2 separate regions of the Homo sapiens genome follow, and region 1 is linked to region 2. A link is an interaction called in ENCODE POLR2A ChIA-PET data of the cell type or tissue named here. Cell type or tissue: GM12878. All regions are shown on one strand. Links, peaks and the distances in the headings refer to the core of each region. The heading gives the core; the rest is flanking DNA.

The links. ChIA-PET counts read pairs that join two places held together with the same protein. Peaks named below come from ENCODE experiments on the same cell type or tissue, not always from the same donor. Only the 100,000 strongest peaks of a DNase experiment are listed, where the experiment ranks them.
Region 1: POLR2A ChIA-PET joins it to region 2 with 14 read pairs; 2 of 35 experiments call an interaction of 5 or more read pairs at or near these places.

Annotation. Positions count from the first base shown.
Region 1 is chr9:124,216,806-124,222,171 of GRCh38, reverse strand. No RefSeq gene overlaps it. Among named protein-coding and RNA genes, the nearest start is that of NEK6, 38 kb to the left of the region's middle. RefSeq lists enhancers at 3,063-3,422, 3,993-4,152, 5,062-5,141. In GM12878, for the core only: no CTCF peak of the experiment used is centred there; DNase peaks (open chromatin) are centred at 3,281, 4,129, 4,701 and 5,261; H3K4me3 peaks cover 882 bases; H3K27ac peaks cover 2,708 bases.
Region 2 is chr9:124,289,138-124,294,503 of GRCh38, reverse strand. The region is part of intron 1 of NEK6 (NIMA related kinase 6); the gene reads right to left. Among named protein-coding and RNA genes, the nearest start is that of NEK6, 34 kb to the right of the region's middle. RefSeq lists enhancers at 1,099-2,083, 2,322-2,381, 2,392-2,501, 2,522-2,721. In GM12878, for the core only: CTCF peaks have their summits at 565 and 2,240 (motif pointing right); a DNase peak (open chromatin) is centred at 2,453; H3K4me3 peaks cover 4,681 bases; H3K27ac peaks cover 4,954 bases.

The sequences.
Region 1 (5,366 bases), core at 269-5,268, 73 kb after region 2:
TACTCACAGAAAGGAGTCTGTCCCCACTCCTTTGTTCCTTAAGGAGTGGAACCCTGGGGCAGCTGTCTTGACACAGAACGAGCCTTCATTCCCCTTAGGGCTGGTTCCAATATTTGAGGCTCCAGCCTGATTTTCAACAGATGCTGAAGGGGAAGGAATGGATACCCTGCTGAATGCCTCCCCTGTACTAGGCACTTTGCTAGTGTGCCAGGAAGGGCTTCTTTGCCCCCTTCACTACTTTCTTCTCTCCCCTGGTTCTCGACAGCTCCACCCACCCTTTGTGCAATAAGTCTTCAGGAAGGTGAAGTAGAGAGACAGCAGAGTAGCGCAATGCTACTCCACCTATGTCACAAGAGACAGTCAGTGGTAGCATGAGAAAGCTTTGCTGTCTTGTAGTAAGTTTACTGCAAAGAGCTAGAAGGAGCTAGAGCCTCTTCCATTAGTCCCGCCTGTGACATGCCCTCAGGGGTCTGATGCTGCCCCTCTAGGATAAAAACTCTGTAAGTGGAGAAGAGAGAGACAATTCTTGGGCCAAAGATGCCCGCTGTAAAATTCAAGGCCAGTCAGAAAAACAGAAACCACTCTAGGTATTTCCAACAGAGGAAATTTAATATAGGGAATTGGTTACCTGGAAGAGGGAAGAGCTGAAAAGCCAAACAGCAAATGGTGAGGCAAGTGCTTGTTCCACAATGGCAAAAGGTGCTACCACTTAGGGGTGGAGAGACAAAAGGAAGAGGCAGTGATACTGCCCAGGAGTAACTTGAATCATCAGAGCCACCTGGAGACTTGGAACTGCAGATGACCGGGTGGTTCTAGAGCAGCCAAAGACACAGAAGAGAGCAGCCTGTGCTGGGGAAAGGCCACTCCCACTCCCTCCCTAAGCAGAGGGAGGGAGAAATACCCAGATTGTCCCCTCCTCCCATGCTCCAATCTCCTGCCAGTGCTTCCCCTTGGCCCAACCTAACAGGAAGCCAGTTGGCAAAGGAAACTGGGAAAAGCAGTTTGCAGGAGAGGGGCAAGCACACAGGACTGCCCAGCACACTTGCCCACGATGCACACTGCAGGGGCTGAGAACGTGTTGGGAAAAGCAAAGAAATACTTGGCAGTGTCCCCAGGACTCTGGGGATATGATTAACTGTTGATCAGAGTTTCATGGACTGAACACACATACGCTTCCAGGGAACACACTGAACACACATACGCTTCCAGTGTGACCTGCTCCGTGAGTGTGGCTTCAAATTGTCTCCACCACAGGCCAACAAATTTAGGACAAGCCTCCCTCCCCATGCTGCAGTGGAGGAAACGGAAGCTTTAGGAAGAGAAGTGCCTTCTACAAGCTCCACGGCTGGAAAATGGGCAAAGTCAGGACTCAAACCCTGGTGACTCCAGGGCCCCAGGCCTGGGAAAAAGGTGAGAAGTCAGGTGTCAGGTGTTACCCTTGGGAGCAGATGCTGGTTATTGATCTGAGTTGGAGGCCCTGGGTAAAATTCTGAGAAGGAGAGCGGCGTTGAGCTTGAGTGAGGCTGACTGGGGAGAGAGCTGTTGATGGTGAAATGGGAAGGGGGCATAGTGTAATGGTTAAGGGTGGGACTTAGGAGCCCAACAGTTTGGTTCAGATCAGCTCTGCCATTTACTAGTTGCGTGACTTGATCTCTCCATGCCTCAGTTTTCTCTTCTGTTAAATAGGAGTCATAGTGATCACAGTACTTGCTTCATAGAACTGTCATGAGAACTAGCGTGTTGCATAAGCGATTGCTAGGATCATTGTTGAGTCCTTACGCTGAGCCAGTACTCTACCAAACACTCTACCTACATTATCCTATTTCATTCTTAAAAACAAAATATCGGCCGGGCACTGTGGCTCACGCCTGTAATCCCAGCACTTTGGGAGGCTGAGGCAGGTGGATAACGAGGTCAGGAGATGGAGACCGTCCTGGCTAACACAGTGAAACCCCGTCTCTACTAAAAATACAAAAAATTAGCTGGGCGTGCTTGCAGGCGCCTGTAGTCCCAGTTACTTGGGAGGCTGAGGCAGGAAAATGGCCTGAACCCGGGAAGCGGAGCTTGCAGTGAGCCGAGATCGCGCCACTGCACTCCAGCCTGGAAGACAGAGTGAGATTCTGTCTCAAAAAAAAATATCGGCCAGGCGCGGTGGCTCACACCTGTAATCTCAGCACTTTGGGAGGCCAAAGTGGGCGGATCACCTGAGGTCAGAAGTTGGAGACCAGCCTGGCCAACATGGCAAAACCTCGTCTCTACTAAAAATACAAAAATTAGCCGGGTGTGGTAGCACATGCCTGTAATCCCAGCTACTAGGGAGGCTGAGGCAGGAGAATTGTTTGAACCCAGGGGGCGGAGGTTGCAGCAAATCGAGATCACGCCACTGCACTCCAGCCTGGGCGACAGAGGGAGATTCCATCTAAAAAATAAAAAAATAAATTAAAAAAGGTCCTTTTTATTCCCATTTTTACATGTGAAAATACTGAAGCTCTGAGACATAAAGCAACTAGGTTGAGGACGAGCATCAGTAGGAAGTAGAATATGACTGCAAAGTCCTATCCCTGGGCGGCTGCACCATTCCCTGTTTTGTTTCTCAGTCCTTCCATTGGAAGACAAGCCCCTGTATTAAATCCCTTCTGTTCAAAACCTAGGGCATTTCAGGCTTCCTGATGAGATGCTGCCTGATACAGTAGTTACTGTTTATTGTGGGTTTCCTGGGAACGGGCACTCTTCTATGCACTTTACATACAGTAATGTATCTAATCATGCCCTGCTCATCCTATGCATTAAGTGCTATGATCTCACTCGACAGCAGAGGAAGGAGAGGGGAAGCCACTTGCCTGGGATCCTGCAGCTCATGAGGGGCAGAGCTGGGGTTTGAGGACATGAGGTTCAAATCCAGAATCCACATCCTGACCCATGGCAGGAGACCACCCTACTTGCTGTTGGCCATCACTACTGCCAGGCAGCAGCCAGCCCACCAGAGCCTGGCCCTGGTGGCAACCAGTTAGCCTCTGTGACCTCCCCATCTGACTCCATCTTCCCCCTCTGCTGTGGACCTTGTCTAATTTCTACCCACTTCAGAGACTAGGACAAAGATGGCATCTCCAAGGCATTCTCTTCTCCAAGCTGAAGACCCCTGTGTCTGGGAGGGGCTGGGAGGTGAGGTGGGGCCTTCCTGGAGGATACTAAAAGGGCTCCTAACCCTGGTGTCTCTTCCCTCCCAGCCTGTCCCTCTTATGCCACTCATGGCATCAATCCGTCCAGAGGGACACTCCGATGACTCACCCACCACAGCACTTTCACTTCCTTCTTCTCCAGAGGAGGCGTCTGACCTGCTGCAGCTGCACTGAAGGGCCTCTTCTCAGGGGCTTCCAAGGCTATAGGGGGCGGCCAGGGGCCCTGCTGCAGCCTTGAGGTCCAGGCCTGGGGCCTAGAGTGCTGCCTCTGTAGGGAGCAGAGTGACCGGAGGGGCTTTGGGCCTCCTTGCTAGAGACTGGCTTCAGCTGAACCCTGTCCAAATTGTCAGTCACCCTCAACACCCATGCAGGGTTGGCACACAGGGAGATGGACCTTGAGTTTTTTTTTGAGACAGAGTCTCACTCTGTCGCCTAGGCTGCAGTGCAGTGCAGTGGTGCGATCACAGTTCACTGCAGTCTCCACTAACGGGGCTCAAGCAATTCTCCCACCTCAGCCTCTCGAGTAGCTGGGATGACAGGTGCATGCCACAACGCCCAGTTAATTTTTGTAGAGATGGGGTTTTACCATGTTGCCCAGGCTGGTCTTGAACTCCTGGGCCCAAGCGATCCGCCCACCTCAGCCTCCAAAAGTATTGGGATTACAAGGGTGAGCCACCATACCCAGCTGACCTGGAGTTTTAAAGCTGGAGTTGTATCTCTCATACTTCCTGATGGCATTGAAGGGACCCATATTCATTCATTCACTCATTCATTTACTCCTTTATTCCCTCATGTAACAAATCTGTCCTGGGCTTCTATATACCAAGCAGTCCCTAGGGTACCAAGAAACCAGGGCTCGCCCTCTGCCCATGAGGAGCTCATGGCCCATCTATGGGTGGGGGTTGTGGGAGTGGCGGGTAGCAGGGCGGATCCATAAATAGAAAACCCCGGTACAGTGAAAGCGGGCCTTGGAGAGGGCTGGGGAAGCCCAGGCAGTGCAGTGGTTGTGGTTAAGTCACAGGGCACCGCAGGGTGGACCTAGGATTTGTGAAGTCTGAAGCTTTTCAATTTTGGAAGCCCCATCTGTAGAAACAGAATACAAAATTAGATTCAAAAGCATTTATTTAGAAGGAGAAAACAAAACCCAAGACAGTATCAAGGGCTTGGAGATACTTCTGAGATCCCTTCACACAGTTTACCAGAAATGTTTACATGGAAATGCTTCCTCATTACAAGCTGGTTTCCCTCTCTCCCTAGAGTACTCTATAGCTCCCAGCTACTCCAGGGGTGCTGGGAAGGGCAAGGCTGAAAATGAAGCTTTGCTAGGGTCACAATGCAGCCTCCTTGGAGCAGGCAAGTTGCACAACACTGATCCCATCCCAGTCTCAGAGGATAGTGCATGGTTCAATGACCTAGCTGTGGAGTCAGACCTGGGTCACACTCCCCACTCAGCCATTTTCTGACTATGCCACCTTGGGGAAGTTGCTCATCTCTGAGCCTTGGTTCACTCGTCTGTAACATGAAGCTATTGATAGAACCACACATTGTGTTTTTGTAAACATTCAATGAGATCATCCATGCAGAGCAGTTCATAAACATGAAGCACTGGATGAACGCCACTGTCACAGTGAATGCCACTATTCATGATGAAGGTCTGTGGCTGTCTTGTCCTGCCTCTCTCTCTCTCTCTCTCTCTCTCTGTGTGTGTGTGTGTGTGTGTGTGTGTGTGTGTGTGTGTGTGTGGTGGGTGGTCAGGGAAGGCTTCCCAGAAGAGGTGACATTGGTGTTGGGCCCTAAAGGAAAATGTAGAGAAGGGCATTCCAGGCAAAGAGAATGGTGCATGAAGTGACTGGTGTCTTGAGGAAGGGAAGAAGCCCAGCCAGCCAGGAGCAACCTAGAGGGATTCTCTAGCCTCTGGGTGGCCATATTAGGGCTGGGCCTGAGCTTCCCAGGCCCTCCTGGTTGCAGCCCCAAGGCTGCAGCCTGGCAGAGGCCAACTGTTGTGTCTGGGTGGGTGGGGGGTGCCCAGCTTGGTCTCTGCTATGCTGGCAGAAGTTTCAGCCTCTCACCTCTCTGCCTCCCCTGTTTCCGGTCCTCCACTTCCTTCCCCTCCACAGACCACAGAGGCGTTTCAGAGGAAGCTGCTACTTATTTTAGCAGTAATCCCCGGACACCCCCACCCACAGC
Region 2 (5,366 bases), core at 58-5,057:
TTTTTTTTTTTTGAGATGGAGTCTTGCTTTGTCGCCCAGGCTTGAGTGCAATGGCGCGATCTCTGCTGACTGCAACCTCCGCCTCCTGGGTTCAAGTGATTCTCCTGCCATTTGAACCTGCTTCTCAGACCAGCCAGATGGAGCAATTACAGAAAGAAACTTAGCACAAGCCCAGGGGCTGGAAGGACTACCACGCCCAGGCAGACTGGCTGGCAGGGAGGAACTGACACACTACTCAGGCTCCCGAGTAGCTGAGATTATAAGCACACACCATCACGCCCAGCTAATTTTTGTAGTTTTAGTAGAGACGGGGTTTCGCCATGTTGGTCAGGCTGGTCTCGAACTACTGACCTCAGGTGATCCTCCCACCCTGGCCTCTCAAGGTGCTGGGATTACAGGTGTGAGCCACCATGCCCAGCCATAGTCTTGGCACTTCTTGTGGGACCTTGGGGAAGTCCCGTCCCCTCCCTGAGCCTTAAACGTCCCCATCCACAAAAAGGAACAGCCCAAGCTTGCAGGGAGGCTGCGAGGACTCTGTGAGCACACAGTGGGCAGCCAGGGGGCACCAAGGCCCCTTCTTCCCTTTCCCATCTGGTGGCATCTACACAGGTTTCTCCCTGAAGGTGGGCTGTTGAGGACACAAACTGCTTCCTTTGTCAGCATGTCTGCCTCCTCTGCCAGCCTTTAAGGGCAGGGACTGACCTTCGCGGTCATCTGTAAACCTCCAGTGCCTCACCCAGGCCCGGTGAAAAGAGGGCCACCCAGGGGGCGTTGGCAGAATGAATCTCTGACTAGTAGGTGGAGGGGGCTCTTCCCACCCTCCTGCAACCCCAAGAAACCTCTGCTGAGGGCTCAGCATCCCTGTGGTCACAGATCAGACAAAAGTCACTGGAGATTCAAAACCAACTGGGCCGCACACTGCAGGGTTCCCAGGGCCTTTTTGAAAATCGAGGAGCATCCCAATCACCTTTCACTTCCTCCTCAGGTAATAAAACCCAATTCTGGAAGAAAAAAAATGCAGAAGCTGTAAACATCTTGTCTCTCAGTTAAAGGAGCAACAAAGCATTTGGCTTCTGCCCAGAAGATTCTTGACTCTGGGACCTGGTCAAGGCTGGGTCCGCTCCCAGCCTCCCTGAAGATGAAGCTGAGATCTGCTGAGTGCTTCCTCTGTGTCGGGCACTGCAGGCAGCAGCTCAGCACATCCCTGCTGTGAGGTCTGCAAGCCCTTCACTTTTACAGATGAAGAAACTGAGGTGCAGAGAAGTTAAATGACTTGTCGAGCTCATGCAGCTGATAAGCAGCATGGCCTGTTTTTGAACTCAGATCCAACCCTCTCCAAAGTCTGCATTTTAATCATTTGCCTGAGGTGATCCTTGGTGACCACAATGCAGCTGGGGAGAGCTGCGGTCTCACTCTAGGAGTCCCAGGCCCGCTAGCAGGCCCACCATCCCAGAGACCCCTGCCTGCCTGGGAAATGATCTTGCTCTCACCTCGAGGCCTTGGCAGGCTCTGCTCCTCCTGCCGGAAATGAGCTGCCTCCCAGCAAACTTCTCTCCTGGGCATCTCCTCCAGGCAGCCTTCCTGGACTCACCCCGTCACTCCCAGCTCCACAGCCTGCTCCCCCGTGCTGTCTCTAATTCATGTGTCTTCTTCTCCTTGAACATGGAAATGTCCTTGAGGGTAGAGACTAAACCACTCTCTCCATGGCCCCAGCAGTTGGCAGAGGAGAGGCTGGGTAACTGGTTGCTGACTCAGTACAGAAACACCTGAGGCCAGGAGGGAGAAGCCTGGCCCCCCGAGACCAACTCATGCCAGGGGGACCACTGGGGAGAGGCTGGGGCTTAAGGGAAGGGATGGATTTCAGAGCAGAACCGCAGCTACTACCCTGCTGACTGACAGTGGAAGAAGGACCAAGTGGAACAGCCCCGGGGGCTGGAGGGCTTCGGTGTTTGTAAAAAACTCACCCTGGGTCCCAGGCGAGCATCTAGAATCCCATCCAGTGGCCTCCATGCAGGGAAAGCTTTCAAGCCCGTGGCCTCCCCTAATTTTCTCTCCTTCCCACAGGCAGGAAGGGGCAGACAAAACCCACCCTAGAGAAAGAATTGCTTTTTCTGCTTCCCTGGAAACTCAGAAGTTCTGGCCAAGCCCAGGGATTACTCAATGTGAAAGCAGCCATCAGCAGCCACCCCTGTCCCAGGCTAGTGGCAAAGGTCCTGTCAGGTTGGTGGGACTGGCTGAATGGGCAGCCCCACCAGCAGGTGGCTGAGCCAGCGGTGGGTGGCAGAGGTGCAGCCAGGTCAAGGTCCCTGGAGCTCCAGCCCTGGAGGTCCCTGGGGCCTGGTTCCCCATCCCTCGCTGGACACACCCCTAAGAGCAAGCGGTTCCCACAGCAGGAGGCAGAGAAAGTCAGGGTACCTTTTGAAGTGGCTCCTGAGAAGCTCCAGGGAAGGTCTGCTCCACTCTGGGTTGAGGGCAGACATGAGGTGCCTGGGCCTCCAGGGAGCTGGGTCGCCTCTCTGGGCTGGGGTGGGTGCAGGAAGAAGGGCCTCTGTCTCCGCATGGGACTTCCCCTTCCCAAGACTCCGGTCCCCAGACACCGCCAAAAGGAAACTCCCCCACCATGCGCTGCTCTAAAAATAGCTCCGGCTGCCACCTCCAAAGTGAATGGAACTTGTCACAGCCGCCACGGAGCCCCCTGCTTACCAGGGACTGGAATCTGATGGCAGCACCACCCGATTAGACCAGTGTAGGCTCAGGGAGGGACAAGGGTCCTTTCCTTTGGTCCTTGTGCTCGCTCCCCACCTATCCACACTGGGGCCCAGCAAAATGCTGAAAAGCATAACTGTTCTTGCTGTTTGTTTATTTATTTATTTATTTGAGATGGAGTTTCGCTCTTGTTGCCCAGGCTGGAGTACAGCAGCATGATCTTGGCTCACCGCAACCTCCGCCTCCGAGGTTCAAGCGATTCTCCTGCCTCAGGCTCCCAAGCAGTTGGGATTACAGACACCCACCACCATGCCCGGCTAATTTTGTATTTTTAGTAGAGATGGGGTTTCTCCATGTTGGTCAGGCTGGTCTCGAACTCCTAACCTCAGGTGATCTGCTGACCTCGGCCTCCCAAAGTGGTAAGATTACAGGCGTGAGCCACCGTGACCGGCCCTTGCTGTTCCTTTAAAAGCTTAACCCTTTCTATTCTCTCCTTTGTAAACTGGGCCCAAATCCTTGGTTGCCCATGAGATGAGAGCCCTGGCAGGCGGCAGTCCTGGTTCAAGTTCTGGCTTAGCCACGTCCCAGTTGTGTGCACCTGCATTCTCACGGGTAAAACAGGGACAAGGGTAGTATCTACTGCCCGGGGTGCTGGTGGGTTACATGACATTGCACGAGTTGAAAGAGCTTAGGGCCAGGCGGGGCACAAGGCAGATACCCCATCAGTGGGGTTGTTATTTGATTGTTATTGCATCTTTATTCGGGCCCTGCATTCTCCAAAACGAGGGTGCGGATCCAGGATCAGAGGATGAGGAGTGTTCGTCTTCCCTTCGGGACCCTGCAATGACTCAGACACAGTTCCTGTTCTTACAGGTCCCCAGGAGCAGGCCCTGGAACTGCTACCCACAAGCTAAAAAGAGCACGAAGCTGCTCAGGAAAAGGACCCATGGCTGCTGCTTCTGGCGGGGCCAGGTCACGGGGAGCTTTGGACAACAGGTAGAAAACCTGAGGTGGCCCAGAAGGACCAGCAGGGTTTGGACTAAAGGGGAGGGGGATTCCCAGTAGAGGACACCGTGGGATCAAGGGCACAGAGGCCAGACAGACCCCCCGCCACCCAGTCTGTGAGAGGAATCTGGGCTCTGCAGGCCAGCCCCAGCCCCTGGTCCCCAAGAGGGGCTCTCCGTGGCCAGCACCTGCTTCCTTTTTCAGAACGAGCCACTTCTGCCCTGGGCAAACCACCCCTGTGCCCCATCTGCAGCTCATCGCCACTGGGACTGACACAGGCATACAGCAGCTGAGGCCCTGGAGGACGCGTGAGTGAGATCCTGGCACCGAGGCTCCGCCACCTGACACACACCTTCCCACCAGCCGGCCCCAACTGTCGGGCACATGCCAGGTGCCAGCACCCTTGGGGGCGGAGGCTGGGCCCAGGCCAGCCATCCACAGGCCCTGGGGGCCGGACTCCCAGTCAGGACCTGGTGCGTGTGGCACCCCTTGAGGAGGTGGCCACAGATCCATGTCCCCTACAACCCTGCTAGTGGGCGTTACCAGCCTCATTTCACAGAGAAGGCTCCAGATAGGCCAGGCCAGGGCCTCCTGAGAGTCACCGTGAGCCCCCAGCATCATCTCCACGTGGCTGTGCACACCTCAGTGCATCCAGGTGGCGGCGTCTTCTTTGCCCAGTCCTACCACCCGTACGGTGTGACGGGGCTGGCGCGTAATCACAGCATCTGGGGCCACACCATGGCAACCCCTGCACCTTCCTGTGTCGCTCTCCTTACCAGGATCCTCACTGAACCCTGGAGTTGGGCTTAGGAAGTATGTGGCCATTTTTAGCTCCGCAGGAGTGGCTTGTGCTCTGAGCTGTGCTGTGTGTGGTCTGGTGGCCCAGGACTCATACAGGCCAGACTCCCATAGGGCTGCATGGTCTTGGGAAAGTCACAGGCTATCTTTGGGCCTCAGTTTCCCCACCTGCAACATGAGTGGGTTGGACTCCACAGTCTAGAAGCGCCCTTCTTGTGCAGATGCTTCTTATACGGCTGACAAAGGATCTGTGATTCACTGGGTTGCTCTGGAATTAAACTGGGGATCCTGTATTTAATCACGTGCTCATTTCTGGGCACTAGAAAACCAGATCTTTTCGGTCTGGAATTGCTAAGGGAATTTGTTCTTGGACCCTGGATCACTTCTGAGCCCTCCAGCCCCTGCACACTGCCTTCCTCATGCATAGTAGCCATAGTGACGTGGGGCTGTGGCTTGGATGCCTCCTGGGCTCCCCAACACACAGCCATGGAGGTGTGTATATGGAGGCATGCATCCAGGGCACCCCATCAGTGTCGGGTGCTGGGCCAGATCCTTCAGGGATAGTGCCAGCCTGTGTGCTCACAAAACAACCCTGGAAGGCAGACAGTGTATCCATTTGACAGATGAGGAAACTGAGACTCAGGGAGTCCTAGCTGCAGAGGCAGAGCTTGGATGGGAATGCAGGCCTGAGTCCTGACCTGGACATCCTCAGCAGTGTGTCCAGAGCACCCTCCCCTCAGCGAAGGAGCAGATGGAGTGTGTGTGTGTGTGTGTGTGTGTGTGTGTGTGTGTGTGTGTGTGTGTGTGGCGGGGGGGGGCGGGGGGGGTGTCCAATCAAAGTCTTAACTAGGTCAGGC